Linked DNA regions of Homo sapiens: all the other regions are linked to region 1. Evidence: chromatin loops called from intact Hi-C (ENCODE). Cell type or tissue: ascending aorta. All regions are shown on one strand.

Region 1 (8,000 bases):
GAAGGTTAATAAAAGCTTAGAGGCCTAAGCATTCAATTCTGTTCTGGGATTTTCAACACTTACTATTTTTACTGGAACCCTTCATATGGGGTTTTCTTAAGACATTTTGGTGGTAGTAGAGGTGGTGAAATTAAGGCAAAAAAGAAAAACAAGTTGCTATTTCATTATAGGGGTGGGGACAGAACAAGGCTGAAGGGGCAGGGACCAGGGGTGAGGAAATGGGGCAGACAATGACCACTCATTGAGAACATTTTGGTTAAAAAAATGCCAATAATAGCACACAAATGGAGTAGGTGGGTAGTGTGACTCGGGGAACTCTGTGTGTTGAAGGTTTGACTTAAAACTATGCCCAACAGGAAGAGCATGGGGCTGGGGCTGGGGCAGGTTTGGGGGTTGGGAGGCAGAGGCGTTGTGGGGAAACACTGAAGGCTGAAGATGTCTGGAAGAGGGTGATTCCCGAGGAAATGAAGTCATGAGATGCAGGGCACGGGTGGAAGCTTTAATCCTGTGATCAGGGAAAAGGAGCAGCTTGTGGGGAAAGGCTTGGTCTTAGAGGCTGGGAACCCAGCACAGGCCTGCACTGTTTGCCCAACAGATCACCCAAAACGCACTTGGACTCAACTCAAGTGTCTTCCCTTCTGAAGCTCTGTGCCCTTAGAATCCAGTTTGGACCAGGTACGGCAGCTCACACCTGTAATCCTAGCACTTTGGGAGGCAGAGGCAGGTAGATTGCTTGAGCCCTGGAGTTCAAGACCAGCCTGGGCAACATGGCGAAACCCCATCTCTACAAAAAATACTAAAAATTAGCCAGGTGTGCTGGCATGTAGTCCCAGCTACTCAGGAGGCTAAGGTGGGAGGGTCACCTGAGTCTGGGGTGGTTGAGGCAGCAGTGAGCCATGATCATGCCACTGCACTTCAGCCTGGGTGAAAGAGCAAGACCCTATCTCAAAAAAAAGTCAATTTATGCCACATAGATCTGATCATAAGCTTTTGTCCTTAAGTACTTCATTGCTGTTGTTTGTTTGTTTGTTTTGAGACGGAATCTCACTCTGTCGCCAGGCTGGAGTGCAGTGGCACAATCTCGGCTCACTGCAGCCTCCACCTCCCAGGTTCAAGCAATTCTCCTGCCTCAGCCTCCCAAGTAACTGGGACTACAGGCACATGTCACCACGCCCAGCTAATTTTTGTATTTTTAGTAGAGACGGGGTTTCACCATGTTGGCCAGGATGGTCTCAATCTCCTGGCCTCATGATCCGCCCGCCTCGGCCTCCCAAAGTGCTGGGATTAGGGGTGTGAGCCACCGTGCCCAGCCCATTGTTTTTAAATTACAAAGTCTACACCGGTGAGCTAGCATGTGAAGCCCAGTTCTGTTTCTCACCATTTTCCTCTAACCAATCCTACCCACTATGCTCTGGCCTCCCAGTGGTTTCAGAGTATGGTCCCTGGACTAGCAACATGAGTATCACCTGAGAACTTGTTTAAAATGCAAAGTTTCAGGCCCTACTTTAGATTTAATGAATCAGACACTCTGGAGGAGGGATCCAGCAATCTGCTTCTTAACAAGGCTTCCAGGGCCTTCAGGTGCAGGCTCAAGTTTGAGAACCACTGGGCAGGTTCTGCTGAACTACTGGCTCTTCCCTACGCTCCACTGTATGACATCTCCATGCCTTTGCGCATGCTGTTCTCTCTGACCAAAAGTCTTTTCTCCCTTCCATTCCTGTTTTTTAAAAGTTAAATCAAGGATTATTCCCTCTATAATTCCTTTCCTGTTCAGCTCTTTCTTTCCTGATTATGGTGACTGCTACTGTCACCCTTGCATCCACGGAAACGAGTGAAAATGTCTATCATTCATAGGCCATGCTTTGTTGTCCTCATGGTTTATGTGTCTGCTTCCTCAAAAGACAGCAAGCTCCCCAAGGTAGTGACCATATTTGTCCTGGCACAGTGCTGGGGCTCAGAAAATGTTTGTTGCGTTGACATGTTACTGAAAAGCAAAGTGCAGAGAGGGGAGGGAAGAAAAGGGAAAGTGAAGAGTGTGCAAACGATCAACAACTACCACAATTAGAAAAGCTGGCACTGATTGAGTTCTATCTGTGTGATAGGTTCTGTGCTAATGCTTCGCAGGGACTGTGTCATTTAATCTTCCCAACAATTCTGTAGGTTTGATTATCCTCAATTAACAAGAGATGGAAATTAAGGCATAGAGAAGTTATAGAATGTACCCAAGTTGCCCCTTGGTGTACATAGTAGAGCCAAGATTCACACACACAGTTTTCCTCCAGGGTCTATGCTTTTTTTTGTTTTTCTGTTTTTTTGCTTTTTGAGGCAGGGTCTCACTCTGTAGCCCAGGCTAGAGTGCATTGCATGATCATGGTTCACTGCAGCCTCGACCTCCTGAGCTCAAGTAATCCTCTTGTCTCAGTTTCCCAAGCAGGTAGGACCACAGGTGCCACCACACCTGGCTAATCTTTAAATTATTTGCAGAGAAGGGGTCTCACTTTGCTGCCCAGGCTGATCTCAAACTCCTGGCCTCAAGTGATCCTCCTGCCTCTGTCTCCCAAAGTGGTGGTGTTATATGAGATAGAAAGAAATTATTTAGGTAGACAGTTAGGGTAAAGTGAGTCCCAGCAGAAGACTTTCCTTCTAACAAAAAGTAGCTCAGAAATAGCTCCCTTTCTAACCTCATGCAGTTCAAAGAAATCACTTCTAACAAAGAACAGCCCGAAAGATCAGGCTGTAAAAACACAGATAAACAACTCAGGCTCAGGAGATGGGGAGTCTCCTAGGTAATCACCAAACTTCACACTTATACAATGGACCCCAGTAAAAACAGTGGGCCTTAATAAGCACATTCCTTTCCTTTTAGGCACACTAAGATAGGGAAGCTAAAAGTGGACTGGGGGGAGATGCCAGCAGCTGCAGGAAGATGTCTGGGAACAGACACAGAAATTCTCCCTCCCAGATAAGCAAAACAAAGCAGCACAAAGCAGCGCAGACTAAGAGTCTGTCTACATGATCAAGGAGTGAGGTGAGAGCTGATAGAAAACTCTACTCTATGCACATAGCACACCTGGTTCCAACTAAATCTTTGGGCCTCAGTAAGATAAGACACCCCCTCCTCACTAGCCCATTTATAAAAACCCTGACATTTTTACTACAACTTGGCAACCCACTCAGGATCCCTCTCTGTGACAGAGAGCTGTTCTTTCCTTTTGCCTATTAAACTCCTGCTCCAGTCTCACTCTGTGTATGTGTGTCTGCGACTTCAATTTCCTTGGCCATGAGACCAACAACCTTGGTATTTACCCCAGACAATGAGGCTACTTCATTTGGGGGGCCCGTCCAGGATTTGAAGGTGAAATCATTGGAAGAGTGAGTAAAGGAGTGGACTCTCTACTTTCATTTCCGAGGCTTCTCGTCCCCAGTTTTTATTCTCTCAAAGAACTATAAAAAAATCGGGCATCTGTCAGCTAATTAATGAGTCACAAGGGCTAGCCGCTAATCTTAAAGACTCAGATGTGAAGCTTGCTGGGGAGGACTTAGTCAATCCTCCAGTGCCCTCAGGGTGCTGGGAACGTTGGCTCTGTCCAAACCAGTTTCCTTTCACTTTGCCATCACATGGGGCTGGAATAGGTCCTGGGGCAACTGAGGATTTCTGGCCAGGGCTACACCCTGGTGTTGTCCAAAGGCTCCTGGACTGACACCAGCCTCCGACTGCCTGACTGGGTGTCGGCCACAAGATTGCCAAGCTTTCCTATTGCAAATCTTATTTTCCTCCTTTCCTTTCCGAGGTCACCATGTCTCCCATCCCCTCTCTGTACACAATGCTGCGGGAATTTTTATAGCCCAGAGAAATAATTCAGTTAGGCAGGCTTAGCAACCACCTTGGCAACCAGAAATGCAGGTCAAGGGGATTGCTGTTTTTGTGACTTTCTACCGACAGGGGGATTTCGTGATCCAGATCTGAAAGACTATTTAACTCCTAATGATAGCACTTCCTGGGGTTGGGTAGAAGGTTATCTCCCCACCAATGAACATCCCTCTCTCCACCTAGGCTGTTTCTTTTCCCATGTGAAGAACCAGCACTACCCAGCCGGACTGCATAGTCCCTCTATGAGGCGAATTAACTTTCTCCTGCTAGGAGGCATGCTGTAGGAATGGCCTGCCACATGTCAGACTTCCCTCTCTGTCCATACGGAGGCCAAGTTACTGCCTGGTATTTCAAAGCTTGCAGCGTCACCTAGTGGAATAGGAATCCTTTCCATCGGCAACCTCGTCTGCCCTTTGCCAAAAGCCTCTAGCTTTCCACTTTTTCTCCCTTTTACATCCCTCTAAAAGAGATCAAACCTTATGTACCTCTGAGAGTGGGAGAACTCTGCTTTCAGCAGTGAGGAAAAAAATGTCCTCCAAAACCAAATTTTTGTCTCAATACTCTCTCCATTAGCAGAAAGGCTGCCATTTGACCCTTACATTCTCTTGAGACACCTATTCTGCTTGCAACTAGTATTTCGTCTAAATAGAAAGGGGATTTTATGTTTGGAAGTTAACTGGAACCACCATCTAAACATAAATTCTCTAGTCTGGTCCATAATAGCAGAGTATAAAGCTCAGCCCAGTACACTCCCTCCATTAAGGGGCCTTGCTTAAATGCAACTGTTACATAATCTCTCCTGATACCCATTCATCAAGGAGTCACACAGATCACACAAGTCTGAGAGGTCAAAGGGCAATTATCAGGCAAAGGACTAAGGTCACATGGGTAAGCGTGACTATCCCCATTACTTAGCTCCTCTGGGACCATGGTTTGAAGGTCACACCTGCAACCATGGGGAGGCACACACTGTGCTGGGACCCAGGGACCAAGGAGAGAGAACAGTCAGGGGGACACTCCCACTGTCATCCCCTCCACCCTGGGTCACACCAAAAAGAACAAGGAGACTGAGGGATGCCTCTCCTCTTGTCTCTTTTCCAGGATGGGTAGCAAGTCATTTTGGCTTGCACTCTGCTGGAGTACATTTTGAACTCCTTTGACACCCAAACTCTGAAGAAAAAGTGGCTCATTTTCTGTTGCACAAGGGTGTGGCCTTCTTACCCTCTCAGGAATGAACAGACCTGGCCAGCTAAAGGGAACCTTAACTTTAATCTTATCCAGCAATTAGATCTCTTCTGTAGATGGAAGAGCAAATGGTCCAAGGTTCTCTATGTGCAGGCTTCCTTTGCCCTGCGAGACAACCCAGACCTTTGCAAGCATTGCAAAACCAACTCAGCCCTCTTAGCAATCATATCAGACAGGTCTGTGGAGAGTAGTTCCCCTAAGTCAGAAGAGCAAGTTTTGGAGGAACCATTAGAGGCAGCTTCTAAGTGCCCCAGTCCTTCCAGTCCCCTTTGTCCAGGGCCCCCTCCAGCTGCACCATCAGCTCCTCCAGCTCCACCATCTCCAAAGCTCCCCACTGCCCAGACTTCACTCCTACCCCTACAAGAAATGCCAGATGGAAGGGGCACCATTAAGGTACTTATTCCCTTCTCATTGCAGGACCTTAGGCAGATAAATGGGCTGATTTCTTGATAACCCTAATAGATATATAGAGGCCTTCCAAAATTTAACTTAAGTGTTTTACCTCACATGGAGGGATGTTGTGCTGTTGTTTCTCAGCCAAACCCTCACTGCAGCTGAAAAGCAGACAGCTCTGCAAGCAGCAGAAAAGTTCGGAGATGAACAACATGTTCCCTATAGTGACCAAAAAGGAAAAGGGGAGATAAGGAAGGTGAGGAAATAACAGAAAAAAACAATCTCAATAGGGAGAGAGGCTATACCTCTTGACAATCCTGACTGGAATCCCTGTGACCCCATAGATGAATGGAAAAGGAAATACTTTTTAATGTGCATATCAGAGGGCCTAAGAAGGACTAGGACCAAACCTCTTAATTACTCTAAACTGTCCTTATTGAATCAGAAACCAGATAAAAATCTCCCTACCTTTTTGGAAAGGCTGAGAGAAGCTTTAATAAAACACACCTCCCTGTCTTCCAATTCAACAAAAAACAGGTTCATCACTCAGGCAGCCCCTGATATCAAAAGGAAGTTGCTGAAACAGGCCATGTCTAAAAATCTTTCTAGTTTTTCTCACTCTCAAGTTGAAACTTTGCAGTATGTAAATGACACTCTCCTCTGTGCCCCATTCAAGGATGTCTCAGGAAGGCACTAAGACTCTTCTCAATTTCTTAGCTAAAAGGGAGTATAGGGTCTCAAAATCTAAAGCTCAGCTCTGTCAAACTTCAGTAAAGTACCTAGGCCTAATCTTATCAGAAGTGTGGGGGATCGGTCAGGGTGGTGAAAAAACTATAGGGAAAGGACACAAACCTTCTGAAAGGTCGGAAGTTTCTGCAGAGCCCCAGGGAAGAATGGCTGAAGACAGCTGTTCTATAACCCTAAGGCAGAGGGCAAGGAGTAGGTACAAGGGAGTGTGGGGGAATTTATCTTAAACCGGTTTGTTTACTTATGTTGACCAGGAACTGACCTTGGATCATCCCCATGCAACATTCCCTGAAAGGGGAACAATAAATGTTAATTACCTGCAGGTTGTGTTGGCTCCAGGTTTTCGGCATTGTGCCTGCACTGAATAAAAGCAAACAGCTCCAGCTTCTCGGGACTGCTGTCTGGCCACTGGAGCCAGGCAGTCACCTAGCTGCTCTTACACTGCATACCTGTGTCTGAGTACTCATTTCACCCATCGGCCAAGGTCTGTGGGACAGACACAGCACAGAAGGAACCAGAGTACCAGGTGAGGAAAGGATTAACCCCGTTTCCTTTAAGAGTTAAGAAAATTATTGGGCATTACTGAATTTTGCAAAATGTGGGCATTACTGAATTTTGCAAAATGTGGGCACCAGGGTATGGTGAAATAGCTCATCCTTTATACCAACTCTTAAAAGAAACTCAAGCAGCTCCCTAACTTGGGAACCTAAAACACAAAAGCCTTAAACCAGCTAAAGCAAGCCTTGCTTAAAGCACCAGTTCTCAGCCTTCCCATAGGGAAGGTATTTAATCTTTATGTATATTGGAAAGGAAGAAAATAGCCCTGGGAGTTTTGACTAAGACTGGAGGTCCAGCTCTACAGCCAATGGGTTAACAATGGGGAATAACTTAACTGTTTAGCTCCACGCAATATAACAAGACTACTGTCCTCTAAGGAAAGTCTGGCTAACAGACAATTGCCTCCTCAAATATCAAGCTTTGCTGCTAAAGGGATCTGCAGTCCAGTTGAAAACCTGCCACTTCCTGAGCCCAGCCACTTTCTCCCAGAGAAAACTGGAGAACCTAAACATGATTGTGAACAAGTAGTGGTGCAAACTGGGGGAAAAATGGTAAGAATCACTGTTTATCTTCACTGTAAAGTTTTATTTGTGAAAAAGGATTTTCCTAAAGAGCACTCAGCTTAATTCAAAGTGGATATCAAACCTATGGGTATATTTTAAAGGCCTTTATGTTTTTCTCTTTATAGATCTTGTTTTCCTGGAAAAGGTCTTTTTTTCTCAGTCAACTGAGAAAACTGTGACTTACCACTCTTGGTGCATGCATGAAAGACCCTAGAATGACTTCTGGTAGCCTGGGACTCCTTGGGAAAACAGAAAAGGTGCCACAAATCCCATTTTGGGAAAAATCTGTTTTCCTCATGGAACACCTGGAATTAAAGGTGAATAAGTAGTTCTCAAAATCTATCTTTGTCTTCCAGCTTTGCTTGTTTATTAGGCCCTGGAAACTGTATTCCTAGCCCTGTTCTTAAAGGGTCTCACCAGGAGGCTAATAATCCAATTGGGAAATTAGCAAATGAAAAATTTTAGAACCACTGGATCTTTTTCTGTTTGTCTGTGTGGTTATATATGTGTTATGTGTGTAATGTCTATTTGAAAAGAGCTCCAATTAATTGGACTAAGAAAAATAAGCACTTAAATAAAGTATTTTTAAAGAAAAAGTAAAAGCTGTGGTACCTTTCAGTTCA
Region 2 (8,000 bases), 49 kb before region 1:
ATTATATGAATGCTCTCATTTCTTTATCAGAAACAGCTTTATGACACAGAATAATGACTGCATTCTAGAATTAGCTCTTTTTAAAAAAATTTTAAAAAGAAAAAAGAAAATCAGTACTGTCCTCGGTTTCAGATAAAAATAAAAATAAATAAAATTTAAAAATAAAAAAATAGAATTAGCACTGTCCAACAGAACTTATGTGATGATAGAAATGTTCTATGCCTGCACTGTCAGATTGGTACCCACTAGCCACCTATTGATATTGAGCACTTGAAATGTAGTTTGTGTGACTGAGGAACTGAATTTTAAATTTTATTTAATTTTAGTTAATTTAAGTTTAGTAGTTACATATGGCAACTGGCTTCTACTATACTGGACAGTGCAGTTCTAGATTCTTTTTACAAGCAGCATTCTCGAGGCTAAATAAGCCCTGGTTTGGCACTGAGAAGCTTAAAACTTAAAATAGAAAAGGAAAAGAGCAGAGGATAATTTTTAACAAAATATCAGTTAAATATGCACTCAAAAAATAATTTGTTCAATGAAGGAAAACTGTCTATTCAATATATGGAGATAAAGCCAATATGTAAACTTGTACACTTAATAATTGGGTAGGTAGGAAGGAGTAATAAAAATGCCCCCAGAGGCTTGGATTATGACTCCCCTCATGCTGTTTTCTTCTGGAAAGCATGCACATTACTTGTAATCTTTGTATATTTTAACATTACAAATGTCACTCATGGTTTGAACTCAAATTAGAATTGTTCATACAAAAACAGTAAGGACAAGTGGAATAAGAGGAAAAAAAGAGAACAAAGTTTTCAGCTTATAGGCTGGGGGGAAAAAATCCTGTATTTAACCATAGTGCCTGATTGACACATAACAGACATTATTTAAGAAGTTTTATTGATTTCTGAATGATCTCCCCAAAACAGCACTACCTATAAGATTCAGAACTAAGGGACAAAAAAAACCCAGCCTGAGTCTCTTGCAACCATATTTATTCAAGATAGTATAGCATAAGTAGTGCTTCTCAAAGTTTAATATATCATCTGAGGATCCTGTTTAAAAATGCAGGATCTGACTCAGTAGGTCTGGGTGCAGCCTGAGATTCTTCCTACCTAACAAGCTCCCAACTGATGCTAATGCTGCTGTCCACAGACAACACTTGGAATAGTAAGGGCTCTGGTACCAGGTGGTTTGAATTTGAATCCTGGCTGTACCCACTTCACTTACTAGTTTTTTATCTTGAGCAAGTTACTTAGCCTCTAAAGGTCTCCATTTCAACTGTAAAATGGGGATAAATACTAGTATCTGATTCTGTAAAATTTTTGAAAAAAAAATAAGAGACTAATACACTTAGAAGAGTGCTTGCCACAGAGTAAACACTATATTTCTGAAATATCTATTCCGTTCCTAAGGGCTAGGAATTAAGGGTTTTTTTTGTATTTTGTTTTCTTGTTGTTTTCACTATTTTCTTTACACATTGAGAACAACAGGTTTTGAAGTTTAAGCAAAACATAAAATTCTTTCTCACTCTAGTTTTTAGAACAGTTCAATTGTATTGTCCCTATCTACTCATAAACAAGGTTACCTTATAGCATATCTCACCAGTAGATAAGCATGCTTATTAAACAGCATTCATAATCTACACATTTACTGTAGTAATCCAGTGGGAGTTGAAAGCACTGAAGCCAAATGAGAGAAGACAGTTAAAGCGGTTACAAAAACCCTGTTTACATGACAACTATGATGTACTTTTAGAAGGGTATGATGAAGTTCATTTTTGAAAAGTAATTCTTTTTATAGATGAGAAAACAAGCAGTTTCAGATTTACGAACATTGAAAACTGAACTGGCACAGAAAAAAAAAATAATACATCTCTACAATCTCAATTAGGTATGTTAATTTAAAACTTTTATTTGTAAAAAAATTTAAATATGTATTTGAACAGATTTGTTTAACCATTATTCTCCTTGGCAATGTTTTATAAAAAGCACAAGGTTTCTCTTTCTCCACTTTCCATGTGGGTATTACAAAATGTTTCAGGAAATATTAGATGTAATATAAAGCAAAATGATGAATGGTTATTTTTAACATTCCAAGTCCTTTACATATTATTTTACAGTGCTAATTTTATAATTTTCATTTTAATAATTTAATAATAAAATTCAATAATAATTTATTTAACAATTTAAGAGCTAATATAACTAAAATCTATTTGCAAAGAATAAATGTATATTAATGAATACTAATATATTTGCATGAAAATACAGACTTCATTTAACTTAATTTGTTCATTATATCTTAATTAAAAGAAATCTGGAAATATAAAAGAATGGGGGTATTGAAGTTGCATTCTGAGCTATGATAGAGATAAGCATCTAAGAATTTAAATTTTTTAATTCATTTATTTTAGAAATATGAAGACAACAGTGATCCAACATATACTATGAAAATGGTTTTTACTCTGTCACAAACAATTGTGTAAATAGGAAATGTAATATTCTCATAACAGATGGTTCAATCATCATGTATTCCAATTTACAGGGGCAAAATGTGCAGGGAAGCCAGGATTTATGTAAATCTAGAGTTCAAAGATACAGATTTTTAATCTGTAATTAGGAACTAATAAGGGCAGCACAATGTTGTTCTTAATTCCCTGGAGAAAGAAAACAGACTTTATTACATTTAGAAAACTTATTTGTATAAAATTGATCTTTTAGAAAGAGAACTAGTTGAGAAGCTAATCAGTGTCTTTAGATCATTAAAAGCACAATGCAGCTCATGCCTGTAATCCCAGCTCTTTAGGAAGCCAAGGCAGGAGGAGTGCTTGAGCCCAGGAGTTGGAGACCCATCTGGACAACATAGCGAGACCCTGTCTCTACAAAAAATAAAAATAAAAAAGATACATTGCAGATGTAGAAAGAAAAATTTAACCATGTAAGCAAGCTAGCCAAGAAATAAATTATATATGTCCATAAATGAAGAAATGAATAATTAGAAGTGTGACAGTGAACAGAATCAAGTTCAACTGCAAGTTATTCCTATTATTAAAAATTTTACAAATGAGCCTCATAAAAATAATGTAGTTGGAAAATATTAGGTAGTTCTAACTTACCAATTCAAAATATTACTGTTACATTCTTCTATTTTGTGAATACATTTAATCTTCTGGATTCTTTTTAATTCTCACTCACTGTCCAAAGATTTAGTTCAAGTACCTCAGAGAACATAAATACTATATGGAGTCAGGAAGCAGAAAAATTATTTTCATCAGTTTGATGAACCTAAAGGGGAGACACTACATTGTAGGTTTTAAATTTAAGATTTATTGGAGGGTTGGGGGAAAAGTATAGCACAAACTGCTTTTCAAAGACTAGGTTTTTAAAAACTCTAAGCAAACAATTTCCACTTCAGATTATACATATTTTAAAAATCAGCATTGATTCGTGAGCATATATTTTACTATAATGAAGGGAAATATGGCATAATAAAATTCTGAAAGCAATTTTTCCCAATTAAATTATAGTGTTGAAACATCTAATAGAGGAATATTTAATAGGTAAGTTGACTTGCTTCTTGCCTTTATGTTCCTGGATACTGAGGACATTCGTGTGTATTTTTCAAATTCAAACAATCAAAACATTTATTTATTCTTTTTTTTTAGTATACGGATAACAAAAGTATATAGCAACATAATAAAAATGCAAGAAACTAGATCTGTTGATACAGATCATCTTTCTAACTCTTAATGGTTTGACAAAAGATGTTCATCTCTGTAACAGCTTTGGCTTTAAGACTTCCCACATTTCTTCAGTTTGCTGTTTGGCTACAGCATCTCCAGAGTAGTCAAGACAGTTTGCATTCCACATGCCAATGCCCCGTAAGCGATAGTTTTGTATATATGTTGCCTTTAAAGAAATACTCTGAGGGTTATCATACCATACTTGATGAAAGTGGCCAGCAGGATCCTATATAAATAAATTAAAATGGAGATTTTAAAGTATTTAGTACAATTCAGCACCACAGGAAAGGGAAAAATAAAAGAAGTATACAGTACAGTAAGAGGGAAAAAAGTTTCCTAAATCCAATTATTCAAAAAGGATACAATGAAATAAAAATTTTAGGGCATAACACTTTCCTATTCTATAATTCCATGGTTCTATATTTGATACAAATGGTCCCTGACTTACAATGGTTCAACTTACAATTTTTAGACTTTACGATGGATTTATCAGGGTATTTCGTTCATTTTCAACTTATCATATGTTTATGGGTTTATTAGGACACAATACAATCATAAATCAAGGAACATCTGTACTTTCTAGGTATTATTGCTTATGGCACTTTTAACAATGGCAAAGATTACAGAAACGAGCCTCCTAATAGATTCTACTTGAGCTCCTTTTCATGTCCTAAGATTCTTTCCTTGCCCTTAGCCAGTGATTATTAGCCAAGGCGTACATCTGAATCACTTGCGGAGCTTTTAAAATACAGATTCCTGGGTCCCACACCACATGAAACCTATTGAATCAGAATTCTCCAGGGTTAATGCTAGGGCATATATTTGTTTTGTGTTTTAATGTTTCATTAGATAATGCTGGTATGCAACCAAAGTTAAGGGGAATCAATGCTCTGGTCCTCTAAAACCAGCTTATGTGCTTTTTTGTATTCTCTGTAGTTGCTAGAAGTGTGCCTGGCTAGGAGGTCTACAGAAGATTTTGTTTATGATGAATCAGCCAAGTCAAAAGGTAATGGCAATGGAGGAGAAAAGTACATCCTTTTCTAGGTCTTACAGATACATTCTCAGAGTCTGTTAGGTCTGCACTTTATTGGTGACTTAACATACACCTGATTATGAGCCATAAATTAGATTCTGGTCTTATGTTCACCTTCCACCCTAAAAAGTCCTTCTGCCCAGAATCAACTACCTCTATCTAGTACTAACACAGTCTCTCTCAGGCAGCACATGAGCTATTGGATAAGAGACAAAGGAAAAGGGAAAGGAGCAGATCTAGGACAAAGTGCAAAGGAAGGTGAAAAAGATAGGAGATAAAAAATAGAAAGACCTGTGACTAAAAATAATTTACTTATTTTTATATACATCTAGGAAACTCCTTAAAGGCATTTCTGAATTAATGCCAGTAATATTTACAGCAGCACTCCTGGAATTAGAATAGTCTCTTAAGATGACCACTTTGGGGCCGGGCACGGTGTCTCAGGCCTGTAATACCAGCACTTTGGGAGGCCGAGGCAGGCAGATCATGAGGTCGAGAGATCGAGACCATCCTAGCCAACATGGTGAAACCCCATCTTTACTAAAATACAAAAAAATTAGCTGGGCTTGGTGGTGCATGCCTGTAGTCCCAGCTACTCTCGAGGCTGAGGCAGGAGAATTGCTTGAACCCAGGAGACGGAGGTTGCAGTAAGCTGAGATCACGCCACTGCACTCCAGCCTGGAGACAGAGCAAGACTCCGTCTCAAAAAAAAAAAAAAAAAAGACCACTTTGAAGGAAAATAATTCACCTGGTAAATGAATACACTGCGGCATATTTAAATATGGTAGACTAATTGTAATCAAGCATATCTCAGTCTGTATCTTATATTCCATTCTTTAACATTTTTAGAACTAGACAAAGCCATGCATGCCCTAGTAATAGTTGTGATTCATTATTAAAAGGCAACTTGTAGAACTTGTACTTAAATATGACAGATTATTGAAGATTCAGGGGCAAACCCAAAGACATATACCTTTGAATTTTGCCATCATTCTAGCTAGTACTTTGAGCCTTTTTGATATTATTAAGAAATTCAAATGTCTCAAAATTGTAAAGGAACAAAGGGCAAAAACTAAGCACATGTAAGACTAATTTATGCATGGTTAAGGCATATTTGCTTTCCAGAATATTGAGTCCAAGATGAGCTGCTATTGCTGAAACAGCCCAATAGAGTGATTCTCTTCAAATAAGACAGAAACTTGATTCATGTTGCTACAGAATTTTGCAATTAATAAAAAAGAGGGGGCCAGGCGCGATGGCTTACGCCTGTAATCCCAGCATTTTGGGAGGCCAAGATGGGTGAATCACCTGAGGTCAGGAGTTCAAGACCAGCCTGGCCAACATGGTGAAACCCTGCCTCTACTACAAATACAAAAATTAGCTGGGTGTGGTGATGCATGCCTGTAATCCCAGCTACTCAGGACGCTGAGGCAGGAGAATTGCTTGAACCTGGGAGGCGGAGGGCGCAGTCAGCCGAGATCGTGCCACTGCACTCCAGCCTGGGCGAAAAGAACAAAACTCCATCTCAAAAAAAAAAAAAAAAAAAAGAAAAAAAAAAAAAGAAGGAGGCTGGGCGCGGTGGCTCACACCTATAATCCCAGCCCTTTGGGAGGCCGAGATGGGCAGATCATGAGGTCAGGAGATCGAGACCATCCTGGCTAACACAGTGAAACCCCGTCTCTATTAAAAAAATACAAAAAAATTAGCCAGGCTTGGTGGCGGGCACCTGTAGTCCCAGCTACTTGGGAGGCTAAGGCAGGAGAATGGCGTGAACCCGGGAGGCGGAGCTTGCAGTGAGCCAAGATCGCGCCACTGCACACCAGCGTGGGCGACATAGTGAGACTCCATCTCAAAAAAAAAAAAAAGAGGAAGGAAACAGTTATAACTAGATTTTTTTCTAAAGTGGCATTAAATGGCCTTCAATGCGCACCAAAATGTTTCCTGAATTCTGAGACCTAAAGAATGTGTTTCTTCATAGAAACAGAGTAAAAAGGTGGTTACCAGAGGCTGGGGGTGGGAAGAATAGATATTTCAAGACACAAATTTTCAATTAGGAACAATAAATACAAGAAATCTACTGTATCCCGTGGTAACTATAGTTAATAACAATGTATTATGTTGAAAATTCCTAAGAGAATGGATTTTAAGTGTTCTTACCATTTAAAAAATGGTATGTGAGGTAATACATATGTTAAATAACTTGATTTAGCCATTTCACAATGTATAGATATATCAAAACATCATCTTCTACACCATAAATACAGATAATTTTTGCCTGCCATTAAACTTTTTTTTTTTTTTGAGACGGAGTCTCGCTCTGTCGCCCAGGCTGGAGTGCAGTGGCGGGATCTCGGCTCACTGCAAGCTCCGCCTCCCGGGTTCACGCCATTCTCCTGCCTCAGCCTCCCAAGTAGCTGGGACTACAGGCGCCCGCCACTACGCCCGGCTAATTTTTTTTGTATTTTTAGTAGAGACGGGGTTTCACCGTTTTAGCCGGGATGGTCTCGATCTCCTGACCTCGTGATCCGCCCGCCTCAGCCTCCCAAAGTGCTGGGATTACAGGCGTGAGCCACCGCGCCCGGCCACTTTTTTTTAATTAAAAAAAAAAAAGAGGCCAAGTGCAGTGGCTCACACCTGTAATCCCAGCATTTTGGGAGGCCAAGGTGGGAGAATCACTTGAGGCCAGGAGTTCAAGACCAGCCTGGGCAATATAGAAAGACCCCGTCTCTACAAAAAGTAAAAAAATCAGCCTGGCATGATGGCACACGCCTATGGTCCTAGCTACTTGGTAGGCTGAGGCAGGAGGATTGCTTGAGCCCAAGAGGTCAAGGCTGCAGTGAGCCATGATTGTGCCACTGCACTCCATCCTGGGTGACAGAGCAAAACCTCGTCTAAAAAAAAAGAAGAATGTGTTCCTGCATTTTCACATTCATTAAGGAAAAAACAAGCCACAGATTACTAAGGTCAGGATTACAAAGAAACAGTATATGGTAGTATATACTGTCCTAAGATTCTATGTTACATATTTTTAAATTACAGGCATACCTCATTTTATTGTACTTTGCTTTATTGTGCTTTGCAGACATTAAATTTTTTGCAAATTGAAGGTTTATGGCAACTCTATTGAACAAGTCTACTGGTGCCATTTTTCCAACAGCAAGTGCTCATTTTGTGTCTGTGTCACATTTTGGCAATTCTTAAAATATTCCAAACTTTTTCATT
Region 3 (8,000 bases), 610 kb before region 1:
GTAAGTGAGCGCTCACTCTGAGTTCTCACAAGATCTGGTCACTTAAAGTGTGTGGCACCACCCCCTCACTCTCTCTCTTGCTCCTGCTTTCTGCTATGTGACGTGCCTGCTCCCCCTTCCCCTTCAACATGATTGGACGCTTCCTAAGGCCTCCCCAGAAGCAGATGCTGCCATGCTTCCAGTACAGCCTGCAGAACTGTGAGCCAATTACACCTCTTTTCTTATAAATTACCTAGTTTCAGGTATTTATTTATAGCAATGCAAGAATGGCCTAATATAAGAACTCAGTAGTTTCAAAACTTGCTTAAAATAGTGCAACTTCAAGACCTCATACCCTTTAACCCAGAAATTTTATTTCTGAGACTCTATGCAAAGGAACTAATATTCAAAATACAAAAAAAAGCATACGCACAAAGATGTTCATCACAGTGCTATTATTATCATCAATAATTGTTTATTATGATGTCATCAATAGTGACAATGAGGAACAATTAGGCAATGATAATACATCTACCAAATGGAAAATTATGTAGTCATTTTTAAGCCTGCTATTAGGCATTTTAAACCTAGTATTAAGCCAGTTGTAATTAAATGAAAACTAAAGTTATAGAATTTTAAATTTAAAAATAATATAAAAGTAATATAGATACCATAATTAAAACTACGCATGAAAAAAGTGGAAAGAAACATGTCAAAAATGAATAGTGATTGTCTTTAGTTGGTCAAATTATGAGGGTGTTTTTTTCCTTTTTATATTCTTAAACTTTCCAAATTGTTCATAATTATCTAATGGGGGCCGGAGCTAAAAGGCAAATTCCTTTGGAAGAGGAAAAATTGTACTTGCACAGAAAACTTTTTCTCAGTTTAGTTGACAATCCTTTTAGTACCCAGGAAACAGACCATTTCCTGGAAGGGGACTCGGGGCAACAGATATGGAGAATGTAAGAAAGAGAAATGATTAACAGATCAGAAACAGATCTCACTGTCTGACATTCAAGTTTCTTCATGATCTTTCACCATGTATCCAAACAGTAGATGAGCACTTCTTAGCTGAACCTTTATGTGGCTTTCTCTTTGCCTATCAGAATCCTTCCAGTCTCTGAGACTGATTTAATTCACTTCAACCCATGAAGACTTTCCTGATCCTCTGATCATCCAAGGCTCTACTATTTCTCTTTTCTCTTAAGGTACCGCTATAGCAGTAGGTCTGCACCACCCTTTTCTGGTATTAAGCCAATTCTAAGTTATTTGTTAATTACTCACGTGTAAGTAAAATTTCCCCTGCTAGACTTTAAGTTCCTTGAAGTGGGGAATTTAGATGGTTTGCAGACTGTAGTCATTGGACAGAGGAGAGAGAGCAGTTCTAAAGCCAAGTTGGTATTATATTCATACTCTCAGTGATGTCATCTAAGTAAAATGTGCTGTCTCTGTTTTAAAATGTTGCTGCTGACCATCCATCACCAGGACATGCACTTTCCTTTTTTTTTTTTTAACAGCAGTGGTATTGTATTTTTGCTTATTCATTCATGCCAGTTCTGCTGTCCCCCTTAGGATTAAACAGATTGGATTACAAGATGCCTTGCCAAGGTTCAGGATATAGGTTATAGCCATGTAAAGAACAAAATGAAATGACTTTTAGGAATCAAACTCAAGACTCTTCACAAGACCCCACTTCTCATACTCTTGTTTGAACAACAAATATAAATTTGTGCCTCCATTTTATGTCCTTATTTAGGCAGTGGACTTTATCAATACCCCCGTTAACTTGAAAAAGAATTCTCCAATGCAAATGGTTCAATACTTTAGAAATGACATACTAAGATGACTCTGTTCCTGCCTACCATCAATACTATGTGAGTATTTAGAGATAATGAGCATCTGTACTATAGCAACCTGCCTCTTGAGACATAAACAAGAGATGCATTTCTTAAGAAAAAATCTGTAAGTCGCTAATGAAAGCAAGTCAAAGGACCCATCAACGGGCGAAGAAAGACCTAGCATCCATTATTTTTACAGAAGGAGCATAGAAGGTCAATATAATTGTTGACTCTTAACGGCAGGGTAACAACAAACTAATTCAGTTTCCCACTATATAAGAACTACATTTTACTACAACACTCATATTTCTAAACTGACTAAGAGTCAAGGCTTGTCCAAATTCCATGGCTTACTGAGTGGTCTTGAACCTTCTCTGAATTTTGTTCCTTAGTCTGTAAAATGGAGTTATCACCTGTTATGCAATATCACAGAGTTGTAATGAATCAAGTAACATTATCTTAGTATGGGTTCACCTGTCACCCTATTGTGGGGTGCAGTTCAGTCGCACACCTCATGAACTAAGTAACTATTATTACTGTAAATGTCTCCCTAACATTTAAGACAGAAAAAGATTTCCAGAGTTCTTCTTACGTTTTTAATCGACTTCTCCAACACTTGAGCATCCACCAAATATCACTGCCAAAAATGTGCTGAACATCTCCTGTTATGACCTCACTCTCCTATGTAGTGTTGTTCACATATTTTTTGCCATAAGCTTTCTAAGAAAATAGATTATTTTTCACATGATTCAAAGCATCTTTCTTTCATATTGAAGGAGCAATAATTCCTTATGCAGAAAGTTTACAGGTTGTTGTTGCTGTTGTTTGAGATTACTCCTCAATTAATTAATTCTATGTTTAATATCTAATAGAGCATATATATGTACACTTGGACACACTCCATTAATACAGTGGAAAATCCATGGACTATAGAGTCAGGAAAACCTATATTCGAATTCCTGTTCTGTGACCTTGAGAATGTAATTTAACTTCCCTGCTCCTCAGTTTCCACATTTGGTTCTGGATTATGATGATTTAATAAAATACGATATATAAAAGTAAGTGCCTAGGCTATGAAGGTATTATTTCCTACCTCTCCTAAATCTTTTCTTTCTATGCCAGGATCAATCAAACCCACCCAGAATACAAGGCAACTTTCATAGGGTATCTTTTACATCAGTCGAGGGAACGCTGCGATGTGATATAAGTGGATGATGGCATGAGTCAGGCATCCAACAGAGCAAGATGTGGAGAAAGTGAGAGGTACCTACAAGGGCCCTAGACTTCACTCGCATGTGCGAAAAGGGCATTTTGATACCCTTTCAAGAATGCCCCGCATACTCGCGGAGGCTTATACCACGATGTGGGAAAACGACGGAATTACAGAATAAACCAGCAGGGAGCCTCCTCGTTCACCCAACCCGACCCCGCCCGCCCGAGTCTCCCATCTGGAGCCTAAAAACTGAGCTGAGATCACAGCAACTGACCCCGTCCCCTCCGCCCTCTCCCTCCCCCATTCTGCCCAAACCTCTCAGGGCACGAATGGTGCTGAATCATTTGCACGAACGCAGCAGCTCCCCGTTCCGCGGCTCCCAGCGGGGACGGTGTCCCCAGAGCAGTGACAGTCCGGGGATGGGGGCCCGGAAAGAGGGCCAGGGCGGAGCCTTTGGGGACGTGGGGACATGGAAGGGGGTCGGGGGAGGATGGCGGCAGCAGGTACTCACCCGGGTGAGGAAAGCCCAGCCCGGGTCCTCGCGTCCCCGCTGCAAGCGGTCCCCCAGGTGCTCCCGCGCCTCGCAGCTTCCCCGTGGGCGGCCGCCCCGACTCGGCAGCCTGCACTGGTGGTCCGGTGCTCTCCTCCGCCCGCCCACCGCCCGTGGCAGCCACGGCTCGGGACTCCGGTGCTCGACGCGGAGTGCCTGGAACAGCTGTCGCTGCCCAAGCGGGTGGCGGCTACCGACGGGCCAGACCATTCGCCTGCTGCGGCCGGGGGTGCACGACGTGCCGAGAGGCGCGGGCGCCGGGGGCGGCGACGGTTGGGAGGAACAAAGGACTCGGGGAATCCTCTGCCCCCTCGGAGTCAGGAGGTCCTGGGGACAGGAGGGATCAACGGAGGGGCCGCTGCCTCTTCTGGGGGTTTACTGAAGACACTGCTCGAGCTTTCCCGGGCCACACACACCCCCCCCCCGTTTGCCTTGGTCCCGCTCGGGGCTCCTTTAGAACGCGGCAAACAGAGGACTTAGCAACGCGAGCGCCTGGGCGGCGCCCCTCCTCAGAGATGCGAGAGGCGCTGGCCTGAGCGCCTCCGGCCACCTCCTTCTACCTCCGGGCCCTAGGCGCCCGATCCACCTGCCTATCTGACCACAGACATCTTCCCACAAAACAGTGGAGCTTTTTGAATCTTTGAAGAGAGTCTTCAGATCTTTTATCTAAGCATCTTTGTGAAGCAAAGAATAAACGGGTATCTGAGGCCAGCTCGAAAGTTAGGAAATAAAATCAGGTGGGGCCCCATCCCGTAGATGCTGAGGGACAGCTCTGACCTAGAGTTCCTGCTAAGCAAATGTTGAACCACGGCAGTTGTAAAAAAATGTAGATTTAGGAAGCCATTTCGAGATAAAGATTTACAGAAGATTGTTGCAGAAATTAAAGAATATTCGAGGTTCATTGTTCACCATTTTAGAGTTGCGTGTCTTGAAAACGGGAAGGCAATCATGTCTTCTCATAAAATGAATTGTATAGAACTGGAAGAAGTCCTAACACATGAATTCCTTAGACTTTTGTGGTCCCTGCTTCTGTCACGCTGGGTTCACACAGGTTCATTTCAGAGCATGGTGAAGATCAGGACAAGTGTACAGTTTTCCCTGTAGAAAAAAAGAAAAGATAGAACAGAATTGGCAACTACCTATAAAATGTGATTAAAGGTAGGAAAAAAAAAGGCCCTCCAAGTGCATCCCAAAAAATATAAAATTTCACAATTTAAAGTTTTGTCCTTCGTTGAGTAAATCAACATAAATTCAGCACTTTCTATAGACCACTGTGCTGAGAATAGTCTCATTTTCATTTCTTCATTTATTCTTCTAAAAACTCCTGTGAGATTGGTAACCTGCAATAGACCTCCATACAGCCTTGCCAGCATTGGGAACTGATCTGGTCAGTGAGGGCATCTTCTCATAAAGGACACTGGTGAGAAACTGGGCTCAGGGTTTGTCGTGCTGGGTTAGTCTCACGATCATAAGCGGCAGAGCAGACATTGCCACCTGGAGTTTTTGACTTGTTCCTTTCCCCTAGAATGCCTCTGAGAACGATATACATTAAACCGTGTCACATCTGTGATTGCAACTTGAATGTGAGTCTGTTTATCCTTCCTTTGTGAGAAGGGGTTTTAGAATGGAGAGGGGGCAGTTAGGTGTCCAGGGTAGGCATCACCCTGAGGCAAGAAGAGTGATCAGAAAGAAGAAGCTGGACTTCACCCAGAACTAGCCGAACATCAGCGTCACAATACACTGTCAAGGTCACATGAGGTTGAAGAGGAATTCTCCACTGCCTTCTTGTTAATCATCTTTACATCATTATTTTCACTGTATTACACTTTACACTATGCATGCACTATTACTACATTACATGTTATCATTCTTCCATTCCTAGGAAGGGGCAAGAATTTTTCAATAAACCTATTATCATGGGTCCTCATATACCTTATCAAAAAAAATGTTAAGTAACAGAGGTATTAGCAACACTTAACGTCACCTCAAGAAAGCTTTTTGAGAAATCAGGAATAAAATTAAATTGTTTCTGTATGATATGATATTGTTACTATGTTAATGGTTGTTGTAAAGATTCACACGTCAGCAGCAGCAAAACAGAAATCCCCAAAGTTGCATGTTGCCGAGGAGCAGGAGCATTGGGTCCCCAGTGGCCAGACTGGCCTCAGGCTCAGAAATGTGTGATTCTTCTCTCCATGTGCAGTTGTTTCACTTTCAAAGGCAACAACAGGAACAGAACACATGTAGATGAGGCGTCTTCTGAGTTAGTGCTTTATGTCAGATGTTAGATGATAGGGATATAGAAAGGAATTTAGAGCCTTATGATTTGTGGTGCGGATGGGCCAGTGACATCTGCAGCAATCTGTTTGTATAAGTTGACACTCTTGGAACATATGTTTCTGAATGAAGAAAGGGGAATTTTTGTGCTGGCAGCCTTGGGAAATTGTCAAAAGAAGTGGAAGGAATGGTGTGATGCCTGCATTCCCTGCTTTCCTCAGAGTCCTCAAATGGTTTTGAGCCTGCTGTGTAAAGAACTTAGGGCCAGAAGCTAAATAATCATCTTCCCCACAAATGACTTTGTGAAATTTAAGTTCTAAGAAGTACTACTTTAGGCCTGGTGACAAATGACAGCATGGAGCTGGCAAGAGAGCCATTCTCTCACCCAACCTGAAATAGACCTCCATACAGCCTTGCCAGCGATAGGAACTGATCTGCCCAGTGAGGGTATATTCTCATAAAGAACACTGGTGGCCGATACAAGGTCAAGGTAACTTAAGTAGGAGCCCAGAGCAGTAAAGCAGGAGTGGTATTATTCCTGAGCACCTGAAAGACACTGCTGAGGATTTCTTGCTGCAAATGATGGAGACTAGGGAGGCACTGCAGGGTCAAGGGAATCATTATTAAACTCAAGATGATTGTTAAACCTTATTTAGGCACCGATATTAACATGAACTCATTTGTATTCACAAACTAGCATGATCTGGGAACATTCCAATATTACTTTTTAAATGATACTAATAAGAAGAGAGCTAGAGAGAAAGAGAATACTTAATGCCTTTGATAAAACTGCATTGTGAGCCACAAAATGTTAAATCTTGATGCAAGATATTCCAGTACCTGCTATGTGTTGGTCTCTTACCAAAGCATGTGGTGACATTAACCTCTCAACTTATTCTTGCTGAAGAGAGTGCTTAATTGTGTTGTTTCTCTTTGCGTTTAGCTAACACTTATTAAATCATTAGTGTTTGAGTAACTAGTATTATGTGAAGTAAGTACTATTATCACTCCCATTTTATAAATGAAGAAACTGAGAATTACAAGGGTGTATTAATTTGTCAAAGGTAGCACAATTGGAAAGAGACAAAGCTGGATTTCAAACACTAACCAATACATGACGTGAATATCAGCATACTTTTACTGTCTCCTGCTATAGAGAACATGTACATTGCATGTTTCTCTGCAGCAGAATCTATTTTTTATTTATTATTAAAAACCTGTTTTCAACTCTCATTTCTAAGAGGAAATGAGTCATTTCCCACAGAAGATTTAAACATTGGATACCCTTTTCTAGGTTTCTGTGCTCAGAAAAGAGACCCTGAATTTAAGAATAAGAAGTGAACCTTGTAACATAAACTTGACCAGTGATGCCTAAAATTCTTGCTGCAAAATTATGATTGCAGGAACTCCTGCATGAGACTCTGGAAACTAGATTCCTATGAAGTTCTGTAGGTGGTTCTAATGTACAGCCAAGTTTGACCAGACCATACTGGACAAAAACAATATGGGGCCTACAAAAAATAACATTCAGGCTTCTAGACTTAACCCCTTAATCCCACCTTTTATTAAGAAGGAAATAAGAGGCTGTTATTTAAAACCTACATTATGTAATTTTACATTTATCATATAAAATGTATTTATTAAAGGGTTTAGAATTTTTCTCAGTGTTGTTTTTGTCATTCTCAACAAATCTTCAAAAAGCCCCAAATTTAAAATGATACTCATTCAAAATTACTTTTATATATAGATATTGGACTTTAAGCCCTTTTTAATTATTATACGGCATTTTATATAAGACAAAAAGTCATATTGCATTAGACTTTTGTTTTAATTTTTGGAGAATTTACATGACAGTAAGTCATTTCATCCAAGAAGATAATAAGCTTTTCTAGTTTATGTTTTTTCATTTCCCAATCATATTTTTATAATTTTGCTTATATATGTTCTGTAACTTTCTTACCAAAGTTGTACCAAATTTTTTATAGCACTTGTATTCTGAATGAAATGTTCTTTCCATTTCCTTTTGTAGGGTCTTCTACCAGAACAGAGAGATGATGCTTTCTGTAATTTATTTTGTATTCATTCAGTGCACCAAATTATCTTATTACTTGTTTTTTCATGAGTCCCTTGGATTTTCCAAGAA

The links. Peaks named below come from ENCODE experiments on the same cell type or tissue, not always from the same donor. Only the 100,000 strongest peaks of a DNase experiment are listed, where the experiment ranks them.
Region 2: a loop joins it to region 1, with 1.9 times the contacts of the local background. A loop is called at or near these places in 3 of 110 quality-filtered maps.
Region 3: it touches region 1 in a loop (3-fold over the local background); 2 of 110 quality-filtered maps call a loop at or near these places.

What each region holds. Positions count from the first base shown.
Region 1 is chr1:84,600,523-84,608,522 of GRCh38, forward strand. All of the region lies in intron 2 of LINC01461 (long intergenic non-protein coding RNA 1461), which reads right to left. Among named protein-coding and RNA genes, the nearest start is that of LINC01461, 17 kb to the right of the region's middle. In ascending aorta, a CTCF peak has its summit at 4,237 (motif pointing left); DNase peaks (open chromatin) are centred at 3,629 and 4,189; H3K4me3 peaks cover 1,340 bases; H3K27ac peaks cover 4,041 bases.
Region 2 is chr1:84,551,229-84,559,228 of GRCh38, forward strand. SPATA1 (spermatogenesis associated 1) reads left to right here. Exons shown (of 14, transcript NM_001397487.1): 13 at 4,682-4,751. It overlaps CTBS (chitobiase), which reads right to left. Exons shown (of 7, transcript NM_004388.3): 7 at 1-3,971. The coding sequence ends at 3,771. Among named protein-coding and RNA genes, the nearest start is that of CTBS, 19 kb to the right of the region's middle. In ascending aorta, no CTCF peak of the experiment used is centred here; no DNase peak of the experiment used is centred here.
Region 3 is chr1:83,995,390-84,003,389 of GRCh38, forward strand. TTLL7 (tubulin tyrosine ligase like 7) reads right to left here and starts at 3,743. Exons shown (of 21, transcript NM_024686.6): 1 at 3,542-3,743. LOC124904205 (a long non-coding RNA gene) reads left to right here and starts at 3,899. Exons shown (of 2, transcript XR_007066195.1): 1 at 3,899-4,317; 2 at 7,887-8,000. RefSeq lists silencers at 3,403-3,532, 3,543-3,642. In ascending aorta, no CTCF peak of the experiment used is centred here; DNase peaks (open chromatin) are centred at 3,782 and 4,012; H3K4me3 peaks cover 6,254 bases; H3K27ac peaks cover 6,480 bases.